Linked DNA regions of Homo sapiens: region 2 is linked to region 1. Evidence: read pairs that join two places in POLR2A ChIA-PET (ENCODE). Cell type or tissue: endothelial cell of umbilical vein. All regions are shown on one strand.

Evidence for each region. ChIA-PET counts read pairs that join two places held together with the same protein. Peaks named below come from ENCODE experiments on the same cell type or tissue, not always from the same donor. Only the 100,000 strongest peaks of a DNase experiment are listed, where the experiment ranks them.
Region 2: POLR2A ChIA-PET joins it to region 1 with 5 read pairs; 4 of 35 experiments call an interaction of 5 or more read pairs at or near these places.

Annotation. Positions count from the first base shown.
Region 1 is chr1:165,839,319-165,844,318 of GRCh38, forward strand. The region is part of intron 1 of UCK2 (uridine-cytidine kinase 2); the gene reads left to right. Among named protein-coding and RNA genes, the nearest start is that of UCK2, 14 kb to the left of the region's middle. RefSeq lists a silencer at 3,551-3,737. In endothelial cell of umbilical vein, no CTCF peak of the experiment used is centred here; a DNase peak (open chromatin) is centred at 2,433.
Region 2 is chr1:165,743,079-165,748,078 of GRCh38, forward strand. TMCO1 (transmembrane and coiled-coil domains 1) reads right to left here. Exons shown (of 7, transcript NM_019026.6): 6 at 89-233. Among named protein-coding and RNA genes, the nearest start is that of TMCO1, 23 kb to the right of the region's middle. In endothelial cell of umbilical vein, no CTCF peak of the experiment used is centred here; no DNase peak of the experiment used is centred here.

The DNA.
Region 1 (5,000 bases):
AAGGAAATGCAAGCTGAGCGAGCCCTCCTTGTCTGACTACAGAGGGATGACAGAAGCTGAAGTGGGCATCAGATTGGCCATTTGATTTCTGGAGGAAGGGGTCAGGAGACATCCATTGTTAAGGTGGAAAAGCTTGTGTTTTAGACCTGTCTTCTGGGAAGAACTCAGTCCTAGCCTGCCATGAGGCTCTTCTTGCTGGGTCTTGGTGGAGTTTAAGGTGTTTTTTTGGTGTGATAGAATTGAAGCTTTATAATGTGTCCACTTCAAGTTAAGATAGAGAATCCCTGGTTTGTTCAGAAGATGCTTCCTTGTTGAGGTAAGCCCAGGAAGCTTGATGGAGTGGAGAACGTGCGTGGGTTTTGGAGTCAGCCAGGCTTGTGTTAACATCCCTATTTGGCCACTTTTAATCTGTTTCTTCTGAACCTATTCCTACATCTGTGAAAAGGAGATGATGTCTGGTTTGGAGAGGTGTTAGGGTTAAACGATAAAATGTATGCAGAGGTATATACATAGCAATGCTTCTGCAGTGGGCCGGTCACTTGCCGGTACCGTGATTCATGTTCTGTGCAGATGTGCTGTCAGAACAGGCTGGTTGGCCAGCCTTCCCCCACCCCGGCCCCCGCCCCAGACAGAGTCCTGCTGTGCTGCCCAGGCTGGAGTGTGGCGCGATCTCGGCCCACTGCAGCCTCTGCCGGGTTCAAGCAATTCTCCTGCCTCAGCCTCCCAAGTAGCTGGGACTACAGGCGTGTGCCACCATGCCCGGCTACTTGTTGTATTTTTAGTAGAGGCGGGGTTTCACCATGTTGGCCAGGCTGGTCTTGAATTCCCGACCTCAAGTTATCCCCCGGCATTGGCCTCCCAAAGTGCTGGGAGTACAGGCGTGAGCCACTGTGCCCGGCCTGGTCAGCCTTTAAAAATGTTTTTAAATAGTTATTCATTGATTTTAATTGACAAATGAAAATATATTTATGGTGTGCCCATTAATGTTTTAATGTATGTATACATTGTGGAATGGTTAAATCAGGCTAATTAGCATATCTGTTACCTCACTTAGTCATTTTTTTGTGGTGAGAACAATTGAAATCTACTCTCTTGGCAATTTTCAAGTATACAATACATTGCCATTGACCATAGTCAGCATGTGGTGCAATCGATCCCTTGAACTTGTCCCTCCAGTGTATCTTTGGTCAGTCTTGCCGTCCAGTTCTAGCCAGCACTGCTCCCTGGCATCTGTGCCTGACAGGGTCCAGGAATGGAGGCATTGATAGTGATAAGGAGCCTTTATAGTTTAAGTCCCACTGACTAATGTGAGTTATTACTTCTTTGCTGATAAGACCCATAGCTAGTCAGATATTGGGCACCCTCTTCCTGGGTCGACCTTTGAAGTTTCTTATTCTTGTCTTACCAGCTTTCTGTAGGCCTTAGCGATCCTTTCCTGTAGTTAAGTTGTGCCTTTTTCCTAAAGGAGTTAAGGTCTCTTGTTTTGTAGTAGGTAGTTAGGGGGAGAAAAAACAGTTTATTAGCATCTTTTTAAAAAAACCTTTTAATTACTAATAGAACACCTAGCAAAATGTATAAATTCTAAAAGCACGGTTCAATGAATTATCATATGGTGAACATAGATTATTCCCAGCACCACAGAAAGCCCTCCCATTGCTACCTCTCCTATCAACTGTTTCTTGATAACCTGCTAGAGGCAAGGTAGTGTTTGACCAATATCTGTGTGACTCTAGTAACTTAGCCTTGTACAGGAGATATATATTTGTGTGTGCACACGTATGTGTGTGTGTGTGTATATATATATATATATATATAAAATGAATATAAAAATCTCCATGATCCTAGCAAAATCCTACTGCTGCTGCTGCTGCTTTTTTTTTTTGAGATGGAGTTTTGCTCTTGTCACCCAGGCTGGAGTGCAATGGCACGATCTCGGCTCACTGCATCCTCCGCCTCCTAGGTTCAAGCAGTTCTTGTGCCTAAGCCTCCCGAGTAGCTGGGATTACAGGCGCCCACCACCACACCCAGCTAATTTTTGTATTTTTAGTAGAGATGGGGTTTCACCATGTTGGCTAGGCTGTTCTCAAACTCCTGACCTCAGGTGATCCACCCCCAATCAGCCTCCCAAAGTGCTGGGGATTACAGGCGTGAGCCACCGCGCCTGGCCTGTACTACTTCTTTAATCCAGGTCACAAATTGCAGTTTTTGAAGCTTCCACCCCTTCCTGCTCCTGAAAGAAAAGGTCCATGTCTTCGTTCATTCAGCCATTCATTCAGTAAATATGTGTTGATTACTTATAGTGTGTCAGACACTTGTGAGGTGCTGGGAACACAGCAGTGCATTAGAGAAAGGCCCTGACCTCAGGGAGCTTGTATGTTTAGGTCTGACTCATCTGTGCTAACCCAGTGCCCAGTGTCATGGTTGGTGTTTTTAAGCGTCTGCCAAACTGAATTAAGTAGTACTCCCTTTACTGGTTTCCTGTAGCAGTCATTCTCTTGTGTCATGGTTAGCTGTTTACACCTCTAGATTCCAGGATCCTGCAGTGTCAGTTATCCCTCTTGTGTCCCCAGTCTCGTGCACAGGGAGGGCTTCAGTCTGATTGTTGAAAGTATGCTAAATACCAAGTAAATGCTACAGTCATAAAGTGTTGTCGCAGGTGGAGAGGAGTCAGAAAGTGTTAATGACTATGCTAAAGCTTTTCTTGCTAAAGTCACCAGTAATCACCTAGTCTCTAAATCCCGTTGGAGCTGTAGATTCTTTACCTTGACTTTTCTGTAACACTTGACAGTGCCCTTGTCCTCTGGGAAACTTTTCTTGGTTTCACTGCTCTTGGCTGGTTGGCTTTCTTCACTCTCACCATTCTTCTCAGTCATCTCTGGGCCCTTTTCTGCCTATGGCTGTGTCATGCCTCAGAATCCCCTTCTTGATTCCCTGTTTTTTCCCCCTCCATGTTCTGTATTCTCCATTTGTCAGTGCTTCGCAGATTGGGTATTTCCTGCCTTGAGTCCTTTCCTGGGCTTCTTTCTCATTTATTCAGCTGTCACTGGGCATTTCCACATCATGTTCTTCACCAATGATTATCCAGAATGAGACCCCTAACAATACCTGCCTCCTGTTCCTAGCCACAGACCTGCTGCTCTACCTGTATTTTCTCTCCACACAGATGTACAAGACAGAAACCTTACAGTCATCTCTGTCACTCCTGCACTTCCACATTCTCCCACATCCATCCTGTCTCCTGGTGCAGTCAATCTTGCTTTCTGAATTTCTCTTGAAATAATTTCTCCTCCCAATCCACATCCATATTTCTTGCCTGGGTAACTCTCCACTGACTGATTTCCCAGCTGCCAATCTGGACCACCTCCAAAACATTTTCCACATTGCTGCTGGAGTGATCTTTTAAAAATGCAACTCCGATGTTGCCTGTCCGTCGGGTACATTCTTCAATAGCTCTTCTTTGCCTTCAGTCTTGCTGTCATCCTGTTCTCCCAGCTAAGCCACAGGAGGCTTAGTCCCTCCAGCCTTGCTTCCTGTCACTCCCTCTTTGCCTTATCGGTCCTCCCCAACCCTGAGTTGTCAGCACTTCCAGTTCCCAGCTCTTGAGAGCTCACCTCCACACTAGTGCACGTGTGTTGATGCTGCTGCTTCTGATGTGCCTCTTTTGTGTGGTCACTTTTACTCATCCTTCAAAGACCTCTTGAGCTGTCACTTCCCCTAGGAAGTGTTCTGTCAGTTGACTGCAATCTGAATTGAGGTTTGCATCCTGTGTTTTTCTTTCTCTGACACCACCCCATACTGTTCTCTTCTCAGTAGACTGAGTTTCAGGTCACTGTCTTTATCTCTGTCCATTGTGCCTAGAATATTGTAGCTGCTCAAACATACTTGAGTGAATGTATTCAAGTCCTTTTTTTTTTTAAACCATGATTGTGAGATTGGATTACCTGGGAGTTCATCTGGGTCTTTTTTGTTTCTCATTCTCATGTCAGAATTTAAGATTTGAAAACTGAATTTCACATGTATAGTTTTGGGAAAAGTCATCTTTAAATGAACCCTACATTTATGGCAAAAATTAGGGACAGGACTGAGTTTCAAGAAGTCGTTAGGCCACAGGTTTTTTGAGGGATGGCACAGGCTTTTAACTTACTAAAAAGGACAACTTTTGGCTGGGATTGATGACTCAATGCCTGATGACTCAATGCCTGTAATCCCAGCACTTTGGGAGGTCAAGGCAGGAGGATCACTTGAGGCCAGGAGTTTGATACCAGCCTGTCAACATAGTAGAACCCCCCATCTCTACAAAAAATAAGTAATGAGCCAGGTGCAGTGGCATGCACCTGTAGTAGGAGCTACTCAAGAGGCTGAGGTAGGAGGATCTGTGGAGGCCAGGAGTTTGAGGGTGACAGATGGAGAGACCCTGTCTCTAAAAAACAGGAGAACAACCTTTATCATACTTTGCCACTTTTTATTCTTAATCAGAAGTAACACATGTTCTTGTAAAATGTTGATTTAATACTAATGGAGTGCCTACTGCAACTCTCTTGATTCCACTGCCTTATTTTTTTCTTATATCACTAATACCATTTGAAATAATTTTGCACGTGTTTATTGTTTATCTCTTTTCAATGTATTTCTTTTGGTAATAGCTAATACTTCCCGAGCACTAACTATATACTGAGTGCTATTCTAAGTGTTTTATTTGTATTAATGCCTTTATTTCCTCTCACAGCCCTTTCAGGTAAGGTACTATAATTATCCCCAATTTCAACATGGGAAGACTGTAGCACCAAGGAGTTAAGTACCCACTGTGTATAGAGTGCCAGGTGGGGCTGGCATTTAAACTCTTGGCTTCAGAGTCCAAAAAACCTACTCTGCTCTATTGAGTCTCAGTGCAAGCCTGAAAGGGCACGTATGCCTTCTCCTGCAGTGCCTGCACCTAGAACGGCTCCCTCCTCGTAGTTGACATTCAGTGTGGATGAACACGAGGTATTCCAAGTAAGAAG
Region 2 (5,000 bases), 96 kb before region 1:
AAACATTTCTAGTATTATAAAAGTAAAAGCTAATTGGTATGACAGCAAGGAAAAATATACATATTAAATGGTAGATGTGATCACTCACCTGTCGAATCGACATAGTACAGAGAATATACAGGAAAATGAAGGAACAGTCTGTGGTGTCATCTCCCAGCAGATTTCGATGAGACAGTCCTTGGATGTAAGAAAGAGGGGTAAAAGGAAGCTTTGCCACCACTCTACCATCAAATCTAAAAGAAAAAAAAAAAAAAAGAATTGTTATCTTTGGAAGACTGACAACTTTCTTACTTCCAAAGAAGAATCTGGGACAGAAATAGAGCTTTAAGTCTCTGATCTCTGAAAAACAAAGAGAGGGTGACATGCTAAAAATACACATGAACCTGATGTACGGTGATGTAAAGAAGAGCCTAGATTATTCTCATCAATCTTTTCCTAAATTAGTCATTCTCAATTCTTTTGGTATCAAGACCCCTTTATATACTGACAAATTATTTAGGACCCTAAAAACTTTGTGTTTCTGTAGCTTATAGTTATTAATATTTACTGTATTAGAAATTAAAAATGAGAAATGTTTAATATTTATTTTTTTTGAGACGGAGTCTTGCCGTGTCGGTCAGGCTGGAGTGCAGTGGCACAATCTCGGCTCATTGCAACCTTCGCCTCCCGGGTTCAAGCGATATAAAATCTTTTATATCTTTATATATAAGTTATTTAATTATATGAAGTTGAACATGCATGAGACTTTAAACCAGCAACAAATCTGAAAAATCTTCTGATAATTCCTTTTTTTTTTTTTTGAGATGGAGTCTCGCTCTGTCACTCAGGCCAGAGTGCAGTGTCGCCGTCTCAGCTCACTGCAACCTCCACCTCCTGCTTCAAGCGATTCTCCTGCCTCAGCCTCCCGAGTAGCTGGGATTACAGATGTGCACCACCACACCCAGCTAATTTTTGTATTTTTAGTAGAGACAGGGTTTCACGATGTTGGCCTTGATGGTCTCGATCTCTTGACCTCATGATCCGCCTGCCTCAGCCTCTCAAAGTCCTACAGGAATAGAAGCTTGTTATAAGGAACAGAAATTGGTGTCTAGCACAATAAAGAAAAAAACTGGGAAGAGAAGAAGGAAGGTGCAAAGAGAGAGATGATTTACAATAGGTGGATTATTTCTTTAAGTGCACTTACTCTATGACTCCAGAGGGCAGGATCACTGCTCACAAGTACAGATATAGGGAGGCATATTTTGGCCCAGTAAAACGAATTATTTTCAAACTCTAAAAACTACTCAATAAAAGTACTAGTTATCTCAGAAACCACTAAGCTCCTCATTGTTGGAAATAAAGGATGACAAATTATCTGTTAGAGACATTAGTGATGAGCTTTCTGTATTAGGAGAGAAGTTATGTGTTAAATGACTTTTAAGATCTCTTTCAGGCTGGGCACGGTGGCTCACACCTGTAATTCCAGCACTTTGGGAGGCCAAGGCAGGCGGATCACCTGAGGTTGGGAGTTCGAGACCAGCTGACCAACATGGAGAAACCCCGTGTCTACTAAAAATACAAAATTAGCCGGGCATGGTGGCGCATGCCTGTAATCCCAGCTACTCAGGAGGCTGAGGCAGGAGAATCACTTGAACCCGCGAGGCAGAGGTTGTGGTGAGCCGAGATCATGCCATTGCATTCTATCCTGGGCAACAAGAGCAAAACTCCATCTCAAAAAAAAAAAAAAAAAAAAAATTTCAATTCTAAAATCCTGTTATTTCAACTTTATGTAAATGATTCAGGAAGAGATGCCAAAAAGTAGATACAGCTACTAAATAAGTAGCTATATCTAGTCCTTTTTCTGGCAGTCTGGGAGTTCAAGTCCTTCCCTTCTTAGTCTAACCATAGATTTTTTTCCTTAAAGCATCTGCCAGCTGTTAACAAATTTTAAGAGTGTAAGGGATATTATTTTTGTTTGCTTCACACAGGGTCTCGCTCTGTCATTCAGGCTGGAATGCAGTGGTGCAATCATGGCTCACTGCAGCCTTGACCTCCTGGGCTCAAAGAATCCTCCTGCCTCAGCCTCCCAGGAAGGTGAGATTACAGAGGTATAGCACCATGTCTGGCTAATTTTTTTTTTTTTTTTGTAGAGCTGTGGTCTTCCTATGTTGCTCAGGCTGGTCTCAAACTCCTGGCTTCAAGTGATCCTCCTGCCTCAGCCTCCCAAATTGCTGGGATTATAGGAATGAGCCACCACTCTTGGCTTACATAATCTTTTAGTATCCCTTATAGTCTTGGCCAGGCGTGGTGGCTCATGTCTCATAATCCCAGCACTTTGAGAGGCCGAGGCAGGAGGATCACTTGAAGCCATGAGTTCGAGACCAGCCCGGGCAACATGGCGAAACCCTATCTCTACCAAAAAAAAAAAAAAAAAAAAAAATTAGCCACGTGTCATGGTGCATGTCTGTAGTCCCAGCTACTCAGGAGGCTAAGGTAGGGGGATCACTTGAGCCCAGCAGGTTGAGGCTGCAGTGAATAGTGATCACACCACTGCACTCCAGCCTGGGTGACAGAGCAAGATCTGGTCTCAAAAACAGATGATCAAAGTTAAACTTGGAGAAATTATGTTAAAGACTGAATAACTTTTGTCCAATATAATCAAAACATGTATTAGACTTTTAATTTCATATGCCAGTTTATAAAAATAGATGTACAGCCTTTAACTTCTAGGTGCTGACAATCTAAGACACAATATTTTTTTTAAATGTACAGGGTACAAAGACCAGAACAAAAACATGAATACAGCACTAATATTGGTAAAATATATTATGCGAACCTCCACTAGTTTGGGAAAACAAAACAAGCAAATAAAAAGCTATTGTTTGCCAGTGTTCTGAATAAGAAAGTTGCTGAAAATAATATACATAAAAACAAAAAAAGAAGGCCAGGAGCGGTGGCTCACGCCTGTAATCCCAGCACTTTGGGAGGCTGAGGCGGGTGGATCACGAGGTCAGGAGTTTGAGACCAGCCTGGCCAATATGGTGGAACCCCCTCTGTACTAACAATACAAAACAGAGTAGGTAGTAGGCAATGATAAGAAAATTAGCCAGGCATGGTGGTGCATGCCTGTAGTCCCAGCTACTTGGGAGGCTGAGGCAGAAGAATTGCTTGAATGCAGGAGGCGGAGGTCGTAGTGAGCCGAGATTGTGCCACTGCACTCCAGCCTGGGCGACAGAGCTAGACTCCATCTCAAAAAAAAAAAAAAAAAATAGCCTTCTTTCCTGCCAACATATCCTTTTATAAGAAACCTGATTATAATGAAGCTTTCATATAATTTTCCTCCTTGAAGATACTCTACTTGACTTCTTTGACTTCTATAGCTTGGAAGACCTATATCACACACACACACACACACACACACACACACACACAGCATCTAGTATTTTATATTGATGAACTGCAAAAATAATCTGGCATTTCAATACTGGTCCAAGGTCTAATAACTTAATCACCAAATATTTGATAAGTGCTTATTATATTATTAACTCTATTAAGGATAACATATCACATATGCTTGCATATAGCTTTGAAAACCTCCATTCTTTAAAAATTTCATAAATATCATAGCAGTGATATGGGCATTCTCTTCATCTTGTTCCCATCTTTACTGCAGTATCGTTGGTATTTTACCTTTGAGTATTTAACCCTCTTCTGGTTGTTCTAATTCATTGCACAATAGAACTAGAGAACAGTGATGGAGAGAAAGGAAGGGATGGAGGGAAAAGAGAATTTGGAAAAGATGACAATATTATTTGTCTGATCATATGATTATCTATCTAGAAAACTAGAGAATCAAATTAAAAGCTAGGAGAGTTCAGGAAGATGTCCAATTAGAAAATAAAATCACAAAAATTGATAACCTGCTGGGCATGGTGGCTCACGCCTGTAATCCCAGCATTTTGGGAGGCTGAGGCAGGTGGATCACTTGAGGTCAGGAGCTCAAGACTAGCCTGGCCAACATGGTGAAACCCCATCTCTACTAAAAATACAAAAATAAGCCAGGCGTAGTGATGCCTGCCTGTAATCCCACCTACTCGGGAGGATGAGGCAGGAGAATCACTTGAACCCGGGAGGTAGAGGCTGCAATGAGCCAAGATCGTGCCACTGCACTCTAGCCTGGGCAACAGAGAACAGTGTGAGGCTCTGTCTCAAAAAAAAAAAAAAAAAAAAAAAAAATTGATAAGCTACTTATAGACAGTAGTAGCAAACTAGAAAATATGAAATATTACTTATACTTATTTGGAAAGAAACTACAGAAAGTATATAAAATAGACTTGGCAGAAATACCATGTTTCTGGATGGGAATACTAAAAATTATAAAGGTATTTAATACCTCAAAATTAATGTACAAATTTAATAAAATTTCAGACAAAACTCAGAAGGGATTATTTTAGAGGAAGCTGACACTTGATTGATTCTAAAATTCATTTGAAAGAATAAGTGCCCCAGGAACAGTGAACAATACAGTTAAAACAGAGTACGTAGTAGGCAATGATAAGAAAATAGTTTGAAAAACAGGCTGGGGCCAAAGCATGGAATGTCATGAGAGCCAGGGTAAGGAGTCTGACTAAAATCAATAGTCAGGGTTGCATGGTGATAAGTGTGGACTTTAGAGTCTGAGAGACAGGGTTAAACCCCAGCTCAACATTTACTAGCTTGGAGACCTTGAGCAAGTTAAGTGACTTAGAGTCTCACGTCCTCATCTGTAAAATAAAGATTAGAATTCTTATCTTAGAAGACTGTTAAAAGTAAAAGGGAAGGCAGGGCGTGGTGGCTCACACCTGTAATACCAGCACTCTGGGAGGCCGAGGCAGGCAGATCACCTGAGGTCAGGAATTCAAGACCAGCCTTGCCAACATGGTGAAACCCCATGTCTACTAAAAATACAAAAATTAGCTTGGTGTGGGGGCGAGTCCCTGTAATCTCAGCTACTCAGGAAGCTGAGGCAGGAGAATCGCTTG